Regions from separate parts of the Homo sapiens genome. Here region 2 is linked to region 1. The links are chromatin loops, found by intact Hi-C in ENCODE. Cell type or tissue: ascending aorta. All regions are shown on one strand. Each heading gives the region's core, and the rest is flanking DNA. Links, peaks and the distances in the headings are about the cores only. Region 1 has its middle 3.1 kb from the start of NID1. Region 2 overlaps NID1 (nidogen 1).

The links. A loop is a pair of places that touch in the nucleus more often than their neighbours do. Peaks named below come from ENCODE experiments on the same cell type or tissue, not always from the same donor. Only the 100,000 strongest peaks of a DNase experiment are listed, where the experiment ranks them.
Region 2: it touches region 1 in a loop (7-fold over the local background); 21 of 110 quality-filtered maps call a loop at or near these places.

What each region holds. Positions count from the first base shown.
Region 1 is chr1:236,065,473-236,070,855 of GRCh38, reverse strand. No RefSeq gene overlaps it. Among named protein-coding and RNA genes, the nearest start is that of NID1, 3.1 kb to the right of the region's middle. In ascending aorta, for the core only: no CTCF peak of the experiment used is centred there; DNase peaks (open chromatin) are centred at 2,782 and 3,865; H3K4me3 peaks cover 310 bases; H3K27ac peaks cover 2,627 bases.
Region 2 is chr1:235,983,638-235,989,020 of GRCh38, reverse strand. It overlaps NID1 (nidogen 1), which reads left to right. Exons shown (of 20, transcript NM_002508.3): 15 at 3,516-3,642. Among named protein-coding and RNA genes, the nearest start is that of LINC02768, 14 kb to the right of the region's middle. In ascending aorta, for the core only: no CTCF peak of the experiment used is centred there; no DNase peak of the experiment used is centred there; H3K4me3 peaks cover 868 bases; H3K27ac peaks cover 1,679 bases.

The DNA.
Region 1 (5,383 bases), core at 102-5,101:
TGTCCTCTTAAAAAATGTCAAGGGCCAGGCTCAATGGCTTGTCCCTGTAGTCCAGCTACTAGAGAGGCTATGGTGAGAGGATCATTTGAGTCCAGGAGTTTGAGGCTATAGCATGCTGTGATCACATCTGTGAATAGCCACTGCACTCCAGCCTCGGCATAGCTAGATCTCATCTCTAAAAAAAAAGTTAAGGTCATGAAAGATCAGGAATGACTGAGGAACTCTTTCAAGTTGAAGAAGACTGAAAGTGCATGACAACTGAATGCAGTTTGTAATCTGGTATTTTCTTTTGCTATTAAAAGACATTATATTGACATCTGGTGAACTCTGAATAAGAGCTGTCAATTAGATTATAGTATGATATCAATGTTAATTTCCTTATTTTGGCAATTGTGTTATGGCTAGGTGAGAGAATGTTCTAGTTTTAAAGAAGCATATACTTAAGCATTCAGAGGTAAAGAGGTATCATGTTTGCAACTTACCCTCAATGGTCCAGATAAAAATTTATGTATATATATATGTATCGATGTGTCTGTGTGTGTGTGCATGCATGTGTGAGTGTGTGGAGAGAGAGACAGACAGAGAGAGAGAAAGACAGAGAGAAAGCAAACATGGCAAAATGTTAATATTAAGGAAAATCTGAGTATATGGGATATGGGAATATAAGGGTATATGGAATCGTTTTGTATTATTTTTGCAATTTTTATGTAAGGTTGAAAATTACATAAATCAAGATTAAAAATTAAAATAACAACAAAAGGCAAGTGGAACCCCAGCAGTGAATGCTGGAGGTCTGATGATAATGAACCAGGAAAACGTTCATGGGAAAACAGGATGTAGAACTATAGGAATTAAACTTTACCCTGAAAAGCTTGGCATCTTCCCAAACATAGGTGGACATAATTGTGTTTTCCCAAGGTACTTTTTATCCTAATCGCCTTTGAAAACAGAATAAAGTGAACACCAAATCCTGCTTCACTCTCATCCTTTGTCAGAGTGTTTTTTTGTTTTGTTTTGTTTTGTTTTGTTTTTTGAGACAGAGTCTCGCTCTGTCGCCCAGGTTGGAGTTCAGTGGCGCGATCTAGGCTCACTGCAAGCTCCGCCTCCCGGGTTCATGCCATTCTCCTGCCTCAGCCTCCCGAGTAGCTGGGACTACAGGCGCCCGCCACCACGCCTGGCTAATTTTTTGTATTTTTTTAGTAGAGGCGGGGTTTCACCGTGTTAGCCAGGATGATCTCGATCACATGACCTCGTGATCCGCCCGCCTCGGCCTCCCAAAGTGCTGGGATTACAGGCTTGAGCCACCGCCCCCGGCCAAGGGTGTCATTTTTATCTGAGATCACAATTGAGTGTGGGTTGTTTAAAATACTCATGAATTGGCCGGGCTCGGTGGCTCACGACTGTAATTGCAGCACTTTGGGAGGCCGAGGTGGGCGGATCACGAGGTCAGGATATCAAGACCATCCTGGCTAACATGGTGAAACCCCGTCTCTACTAAAAATACAAAAAAAAAAAAAAAAAAAAAAAAAAAAAATTGGCCGGGCGTGGTGGCGGGCGCCTGTAGTCCCAGCTACTCGGTAGGCTGAGGCAGGAGAATGGCGTGAACCCAGGAGGCGGAGTTTGCAGTGAGCCGAGATCGCGCCAGTGCACTCCACGCTGGGCAACAGAGCGAGACTCCGTCTCAAATAAAATTAAAAAAAAAATTCATGAATTAGGCGAATTCCCTGGAATTGGAACACTAATACATTCACATCTATATGACATCTGGAAAATAAAAGAAAGCTCCATGGCCATACATGGTCAGTTACCAATCCTCACAGGAGAGTGAGATTAGAACAAATGCCTCCTTCAGAGCAATAGCCAATTGAGCTATTTTCCCACTCAGCTGCCTGGACTTTTGTCTGAATCGTCAGAGAGAAGAGTTACCTTGGGGCCGGGTGTGGTGGCTCACAACTGTAATCCCAGCACTTTGGGAGGCTGAGGCAGGAGGATCACCTGAGGTCAGGACTTCGAGACCAGCCTGGCCAACATGATGAAATCCCATCTCTACTAGAAATACAAAAATTAGTCGGGCGTGGTGGCATGCCTGTAATCCCAGCTACTCAGGAGACTGAGGCAGGAGAATCACCTGAAACTGGGAGGTGGAGGTGGCAGTGAGCCGAGATCACGCCACCGCACTCCAGCCTGGGTGACTGAGGGAGACTCCATCTCAAAAATCAAACACACAAAAAAAGAAAAGTTACCGTGGCTTCTTATAGACACACAGCCTGAGACCTGCTTCTTAAATTTTGTGTTTCTGCCTCATCAGGATGACAGCCATCAAGAAAAGAGTATAAATCTCAAAAGAGCAAGGTTTCATTTTTTTTTAAAGCTGGTATATTACAGAATTATGGGTACCATTGGTACTGCAGATATCAGATGATTCTTAAACATATCAGTGAGTTCTTAAATGGTTAAGAACTGTGCACATTATTAATGTGTATGCAGCATTGGGCTAGGCTCTGCGAAGTCAGGAAAACAAATAAAGCACATGGGCCTTGCCCCCAATGAGCTCTTATCCCCGAAAAACATACGAAATGACTAGAGAAAAAGACCGAATTATTATATACACTTAGAAAATGTCCAGAGCACAATATAAAAGTAAGTATTCGATGATGAATGTGTTTGGAACTACTAATTCTAAAGGAGTGACAGGGACACACTGTCCTAGTAGGAGACACAGCATCAATATTACGTCCTACAAGGACTGGGCAATGTGAGGCGAGTGCAGGGCTATAAATAGTAAATGACAGAGAATTTACCGTATATACTGGACTTACTCAGGCCAAGAGATACTGATGAAATAAAGGAGCACAAGCATGCACAGATAGATCGTGAGCATTATGTATAAACAATGGAGCAAATAGATCTTGTGGGTGGAAATAAAGGGAGAAACCTTTCCTTCCATAGATGGGCAGGATGGCGCGGCAGAAAGAATAATAGCTTTGGTGTCGGACAAACTGGATTCAAATCCTAGCTCTTTCACTACCTGTGTAAAACTGGGCAAGTTATCTAATCATTGCAAACCTTGTTTTCACTACATAGGGCTACTAGCTTGTGCAGTTATTAGTATTAAATTGAATGCTACATTAAGCATCTAGCAGAAGCAGCATTCAACAAGCGATATCTCTTGTTGGTTTGTGTATTTCTTAAAGCATCGCACTGTTATTGTTGTGTTTGTCTCCCTGATAGATTGTGAGCTTCTCAAAGAAAGGACTGTGCCTTAACGGTCTTGGCATTTTGAATTTCTAGTATAGAATCTGGCTCATGGTAGATTCTCAGTAAATATTGACATAATAAGAATCACGAAAACTGTACATTTAGGTAACAACGATGGTTTGATATTAACGGAATACTTACTTTGTGCCCAGCTAGGAGCATTTAATGAATCACCTTATCTAATCCTCACGACAATCCTTCGATTTTAACTATGAACATCCCATACAAGTGACAAGGATATTGAAGCTTAGAAACCTGCCCGTGCTTATACAGCCAGTAAATGGAGAGCCTTGACCTCAGCCAGGTTGGATTCAGGCTGTGCTGAACCAGCAAAGTAGAGAACTGCTCTCCTCCTGTAGTTGCTGAGGAAAGTCCCATGGATGGACCAATAGGAGTTTCAGAAGCTGCCTGAGTACCAAAAAGGGAGAGAATTCGTGAGAAGGGTAAGAGCATTCCAGGCACAGACTACAGCTTCAGAGACAGCTCTGATGTGTGACAGAGGCTGGGGTGGGGTTTTTTGAAGGAGGAGTGTTGAAGGCACAGGCCAAAAAAGGCCTACTGAGCTTGGGGTTTCCCTCAACCACAGGGCATGGGGAAGTCGTGGGGCCCGTGTCACGTGCGGGTGAAGATAGAGAAGAATCTCCATACAGAGATCCTGTAGCAGCTGAAACAGGCAGTGCTGGGGCCCAGAAGCCCAGAAATAGTCAGAAACACAGATGGCATAGAGTAGAGTCAGAAGTGCTTCTGGGGAGCAGGCTGGGGGCTCACAGTGCTGTATTGTTGGGAGGGAACTGAAGGAAAAGCACCATATTTGACAACAGACTGCAGGCTGCAGTAAAAGGTAGTAAACAGAGGGCACTTAATGCAGTGGTTATAAGTGGGGTCCTTGCAGCTGGAACACCTAGGGTCACTTACCGGCTCCCAGCTGCATGACCTTAGCAACATGACTTAACCTCTCTGGGCCTCTATGCCCCTTCTCTGTAAAACAGGGAAGGTCTGTTTCCTAGGGTTACTGTGAGTGCAAAATGAATGAATACTTGTAGAACACATGCTGTCTCTGATGGGTAATAAATGTTATTTCTGATGGCGAATGAATTCAAAAGAAAAAGACAAGTTCTCATGAGTAAATCAAAAGTGTTTTGCTTAGAAGGCATGTTTCCTTTGCTTTTTCTTCCTGTCTTTGCTGGTTCAGAACTCATGCCCCCTAAATTTTATACAGAATTTGCTGTTTTCTGAAAAATTATTATAAACTAGGTTCAAGGTCGTTACTTTTAGCTGCTGACAGGAAACGGGGACGTCCTGTTGACCGCTGATAGGTCTGACATCAAACATATCCAACTCCAGCTGTCCCAGATCCTCTTCCCTGACGTCAAAAGGCAGTACTGGTTTTCCAGTCCTCCAAGTGCAAACCCTTGAACTCAATTTTAACTTCGTTTCTTCTCCTCTTCAATGCCAATCTTATAATCAGGATTTGCTCCTTCTTTCATTTCAATGTTTTAGACTTGGTCCTCTAATAACTTACCTGTCTCTACTTTCACCCTAGTGCCAAAGTAACGATCAACCGATTATTCAGGATACCACTTAAATCGCTTATCTCCCTTTGTCAAGAACTTTCAATAGTTTCTTCTCCGAGTGACAGAGCGAATTCAAATTCCTAAATTTGTGATTCAAGGCTGTACTTCAACCGGTCCCTCCCCACATCCTCTGCTGGGGGATGGTGCCCTGAATAAACCCAGCTCGGTCCTCCACCTCCCTTCTCTGCCGCCTGATGACATCCCATTCCTTCCAGAGCACCCGGGTTGATTCCCGCCGTCCCACCTGCAGCTTTCCCCGCCAGTTTTTCCAGCCCTAATGTCTTTGATGACTTGGGGCCCCCATCTGACACTGGCTTGTGTTGTACACTGGTGACTTTGCCTCGGAGGGTGAGACCCCGTTTCCTGGCGAACCTCCACAATAGGGAGCACAGGATCAGGCACTCAAAAAACGCGCAATGAATGGGTGGATGAGCCCATGAACGTGTTGGTGGCTCTGTCCCTTGGCTGATTCCCAGCTCCCACCCCGTCTTCCTACCAGGGTCAAGCGAATTGGACCCCGGACGCGGCCGAGCGGCAATGGGGTGGGCGCC
Region 2 (5,383 bases), core at 88-5,087, 82 kb after region 1:
CGGGATAAACATTCACCATCTTTTAAAAACCTGTTGAAAGTGGTATTAAGAATATAAACAATGTTATGCAACTATCACCTCCATTCATCTCCAGAACTTTTTCATCATCCCAAACTGAAGCTATTAAACAATACCTCCCCATTCTCCCTCCACCCATGTCCTAGCCCCTGGCAGCCACGATTCTACTTACTGCCCTTATACTTTTGACTTTTCTAGGTACCTCCTAGAAGCAGAATCATACAGTATTTGTCATTCGTGTCTGGCATATTTCACTTAGCATAATGTCCTCAGGTTCATCCACATTGTAGCATGTGTCATAATTTCCTTCTTTCTTAAGGCTGAAATCCCATTGTACGGATCTGCCGTATTTTGTGTATTTATTCATCTATCAGCAGTTGCTTCCACCTTCTGGCTTTTGCAAATAATGCTGCTATGAACATGGGTATACAAATATCTGTTCGAGTCCCTGCTTTAACTTCTTTTCGATACATATACCAAAGTGGAATTGCTGGATCATACAGTAATTCTATATTTAATTTTTTGAGGAACAACCATACTGTTTTCCACAGTGGTTGTACCATTTTACCTACTCACCAGCAGAGCACAGGGGTTTAAACTCCTCCATATCCTTACCAAAACTTGTTGGCTGTTTTTGTTTTTTAATGATAGCCATTGTAACGGGTGTGAAGTGGTTTTGATTTGCATTTTCCTAATAATTTATGACACTGAACATCTTTTCACGTACTTATTGGCCGCTTGTATATCTTCTTTGGAGAAATGTCTACTTAAATCCTTTTGCCTATTTTTTGATCAGTTCTTTTGTTGTTGTTGAGTTGTGGGAATTCTTTATATATTCTGGATATTAACTCTTTAAAAGATACATGATTCGCAATATTTTCTCCCATTCCATGGGTTGTCTTTTCACTCTCTTGATTGTGTCCTATGATGCACAGACATTTTTAATTTTGATGTAGTCCAATTTACCTTTTTTTTTCTTTTGTTGCCTGTGCTTTTGGTATCATATCCAAGAAATTGTCGCCAAATCCAATGTCATGAGGCTTTCTCCCTGGTTTTCTTCTAAGAGTTTGATAAGTTTGCTCTTACATTTAGGTCTTTGATTCATTTGAGTTAATTTTTGTATGTGGTGTGAGGTAAGGGTCACTGTCCTTTTTGACTTGACCCCTTGAGGAGGAAGTATGTGCTCATCCTCCTGATTTTCCCAGTAAAAGATCATCCTGGTCCACCACTTCCTTGGTCCTGAGACCCTCCCTCCTGAGACCTTCCCTGGCTTCGTAATGCCTAGTACTGTGTCCACGACCAAGAACCCACTCCCAGGGTTTCTTGTACCTGAACAATTCAGTGTTTCAATAGTTTCCAGGCTATTGACAGAATCTAACCTCACCACATGCTGAGATCATACAGCCCGGCAGCTTCTTCCTGAGCCTCTCATGGGCAGCATCTAAAGAAAGGAACTCCTCACTGTCTGATCAAGGGAAAAGTTTGTGCTTCTGTTTTGTTTTTAAGTTTTTATTTTGAAGTAATCAGAGCCACAGGAAGTTGGAAAGGTATACAGAGAGGTCCTGTGTACCTTTCACCTGGTTTCTCCCAATGGCTAAATTTTACATAAGTATGAATTCCTATAGTTTTAAAATATTTTAATTTGCAAAAGATCTCGACAAGGCTTTGCCAAATCAACCTATGGGCAGATGGCTTGTTTTGAGGTGGTTGCTTTAGAGAAGTTAAGCAACTCAGTGTTCTTTCTAGGTTGGAGTTTTGTCTATGTATCACCATAGTTCGTCATACATAATGAGCACCTAATAAATACTCATTAATGAGTTACTGGCAGGTAATTGATTTGCCTTGTCTGAGGAGAGGCTGGCTTACTCAGAGCTAACTCTCAGTGGCTTTTCAAACCAAACAATAGCCCAGTAGATTTTCATGAAACTCAAATCACATGTAAAATGTTACTCAACTTTGCTTCCTCTGGTCCTTTTCTGTCTCACTTTTGTAAGAACTAATGTGTGGAAAAGGACTCTGGGCGTGTTTGCTGAAGGAAATGTTTTCTTTCCTTAAAGCCATGGAGGGCCAGAGAAGTTGATGAGCATGTTTGCTGAAGGAAATGTTCTCTTTCCTTAATACCACGGAAGGCCAGAGAAGTTGATAGGCATGGGATGCCGTGAAGGAGGTACCCACAGTTGAGGCCTGAGCATTTGGTTGTGATGGTTTAAGAGAGTGAATATCTTAAAAGTGCACAGCCTTGTCTGGGCGCACTGGCTTACGTCTGTAATCTCAGGACTTTGGGAGGCCCAGGCGGCTGGATCAGTTGAGCTCAGGAGTTCGAGACCAGCCTGGGCAACATAGTGAGACGCTGTCTCTACAAAAAAATAGAAAAATTAACTAGGTGTGCTGGCACATGTCTGTAGTCCCAGCTACAATTTAAATGTAAATTGTTTACATTTAACCTTATTTATCCCTTCATTTATTTGGGTCTTTTATAGTTTCATGCTGCAATGTTTTATAGTATTCATTGTGGAATCCTGCATATTTAAAAATGTTTATCCTTATATATTTTCTGGTTTTTTTTTTTGATGCTGTCACAATTATTAAGGTTTATTTTCTATATTTTGCTAGTATATAGAAAAATAATTTTATATTGACTTTGTATCTTGCATCCTTGCTAGATTCACTTTTGATTATAGCAGTTTTATAGATTCCCCATGACTTTCTACATAAATAACCATATTATCTTAGAATAGAGTAATTTTACTTCTTCAATATGTATGCCTTTTATTTCTTTTTCTTTATCACCTTCAAGTAGGCAAAGATTTCTTAGTATTCAAAAAGCATTAGCCATAAAGGGAAAAAATAATAAATTAGACTTACTAAACATCAAAAACTTTTGCTCTTCCAAACACTATTAAGAAAATGAAAGAGCAAACTACATACTGAGAAGAAATAATGGGTGGGTGCAGTGGCTGGTGCTGGTAATCCCAGCACTTTGGGAGGCTGAGTCAGATGGCTTGCTTGAGCCAGGAGTTTAAGACCAGAGTGGGCAAGACAGTGAGACTCTGTTGCCACAAAAAATTTTAAGAAATGAGCTAGGCATGGTGGCACATGCCTGTAGTCCCAGCTACTTGAGAGTCTGAGGGCGAGGATCACTCGAGTTCAGGAGGTTGAGGCTGCAGTGAGCAGTAATCACGCCACTACACTCCAGCCTGGGCAACAGAGACCCTGTCTCAAAAAATACATATTTATGCATATATATACACACACACACACACACACACACACACACAAATTCCTATACATATAGATGTGCATATATGTGTATATGACAGGAGTTTTTTCTGAAATATACGAACAACTCCTACAACTCAATAATAAAAATTTTTAAATGAACAAAACACTTGACACTTCATTACAAAAGATATCCAAATGCCTGTAGGCACGCAAAAAGATTCTCACTATCAGATGCTTGTAGATGGACCATTCTAACCACTGGTCTTCACATCCAGGCTAAAGTCATCATTGGACTGGCCTTTGACTGCGTGGACAAGATGGTTTACTGGACGGACATCACTGAGCCTTCCATTGGGAGAGCTAGTCTACATGGTGGAGAGCCAACCACCATCATTAGACAAGGTAAGTAAGCAAATATCATTTTTCCTTTTTGGTTTTGCTTCTAGCAGCCAAAGTGGCCATGTATGCCAGAGAAGAACAGCAAATGAAGCCAAACTTTCACAAACATTTCTCAGTCTTTTGTTGCATTACTACGATAAAGTGTGTAAAGTTTAGGCACGTTCTACTTTTTTTTTTCTTTTTTTTTTTGAGACAGAGTCTCACTCTGTCACCCAGGCTGGAGTGCAGTGGCGTGATCTTGGCTCACTGCAAGCTCTGCCTCCTGGGTTCACGCCATTCTCCTGCCTCAGCCTCTCGAGTAGCTGGGACTAAAGTCGCCCGCCACCATGCCTGGCTAATTTTTTGTATTTTTTTTTAGTAGAGACAGGGTTTCACCGTGTTAGCCAGAATGGTCTCTATCTCCTGACCTCGTGATCCGCCCACCTCGGCCTCCCAAAGTGCTGGGATTACAGGTGTGAGCCACGGCGCCCGGCAGGCACAATCTACTTTTCAGTGTTCAACCTCAATTCCTCAATTGAGGAAATTCCTCATTAAGGATGCCAATTTCAACCAATGACTCTGTGCTTTGTTTTTCATGCCTACCTTCAACAAATCAAGACTGTTTTACATGGGTATGATTTATCTAGTTGAAAGACCATTACAACAAAAATCCAAAGGCCTCTAAAAATTCCACTGTGCTGAAATGGTCAAGTATTACATGTTGCTTAATTCAGCGACTCATCAACTGACTTGGGAATATTTTTGCTCCTATGGCATTGTCATGCTGATGATATTTGTTCTGTGGAGTCACCTTGCGTTCTCTGCAAAATATTCACATCAAAGATACATCTTTAAAATAGAGCAGCCTCATTTTGTATTTCTTTTTACTTGGCACTGAATGTAGTTTTTTCTATTTTCAATGGAATGTTTCCCTCACAATTGATATTCTAGAAGATTTCCTGTGCCTGTGGAACAACTCCCGAAGCATTTTTTCCCTTCTTTGTTGCCTTCAGTAAAGATGATGCGGCAGGAATGAAGCTGAGGTTGAATTAACTATGTCTGGCTTTGGACATAGACCCTGAACCCTTTTCTGGAAGCCAACAGGCTATTTAAATCATGTCTTCCAGTTTTCATGCTTTGGTTTAGTGAAAAACAGTTTGAAAATGCCTATCTCCGTGTGTTAAAAATGTTATTGTTATTATCTATGATTTCATTTTAAAACCCAGTGGAAGAGGGGAATAGGTCATTGTTTGCTATTTCCTGTTGCTTTTGGAGCTCATAACCATCCAAGAACGCTGTAAGCACAGTAAGAAGCATTCCAAGCAAAAGCCTAGTTACTGTGAAAACACAGAATTAAACCAAAATGTGATCTTTGTAGAAGAAAGATCACTGGGAATAATTTTCTTTTTTTTTTTTTTAAGAGAGAAAGAAGCTTCCAGTTATCTCCTTAGCATGGTACAGGTTGGTGCTTCCCTAGTGAGTGAGAGTGACAGTTAGGTATCATTTTCATTTCTTCCTTATTTCATAACAGCCCGGATCCCAGGCTTTCTTTCTTTCCTTGAGTTACAGACCCAACCAAGTATCTCTAAAAAGTATCATATCTTTGAGGTAAGCAGTAAGGAATACTTCTTCCTCGGACTGCACATTGAAGGATAAGATTATCCAGACCTTTCCCTTGGAAGAGTAGCTCATAAAGAAGTATTTTGAGTTGAGGGAGAGGGGGTTGGTTGCTCTTGGGTTTGAGATCGGGACCAAGGCTGGTTCT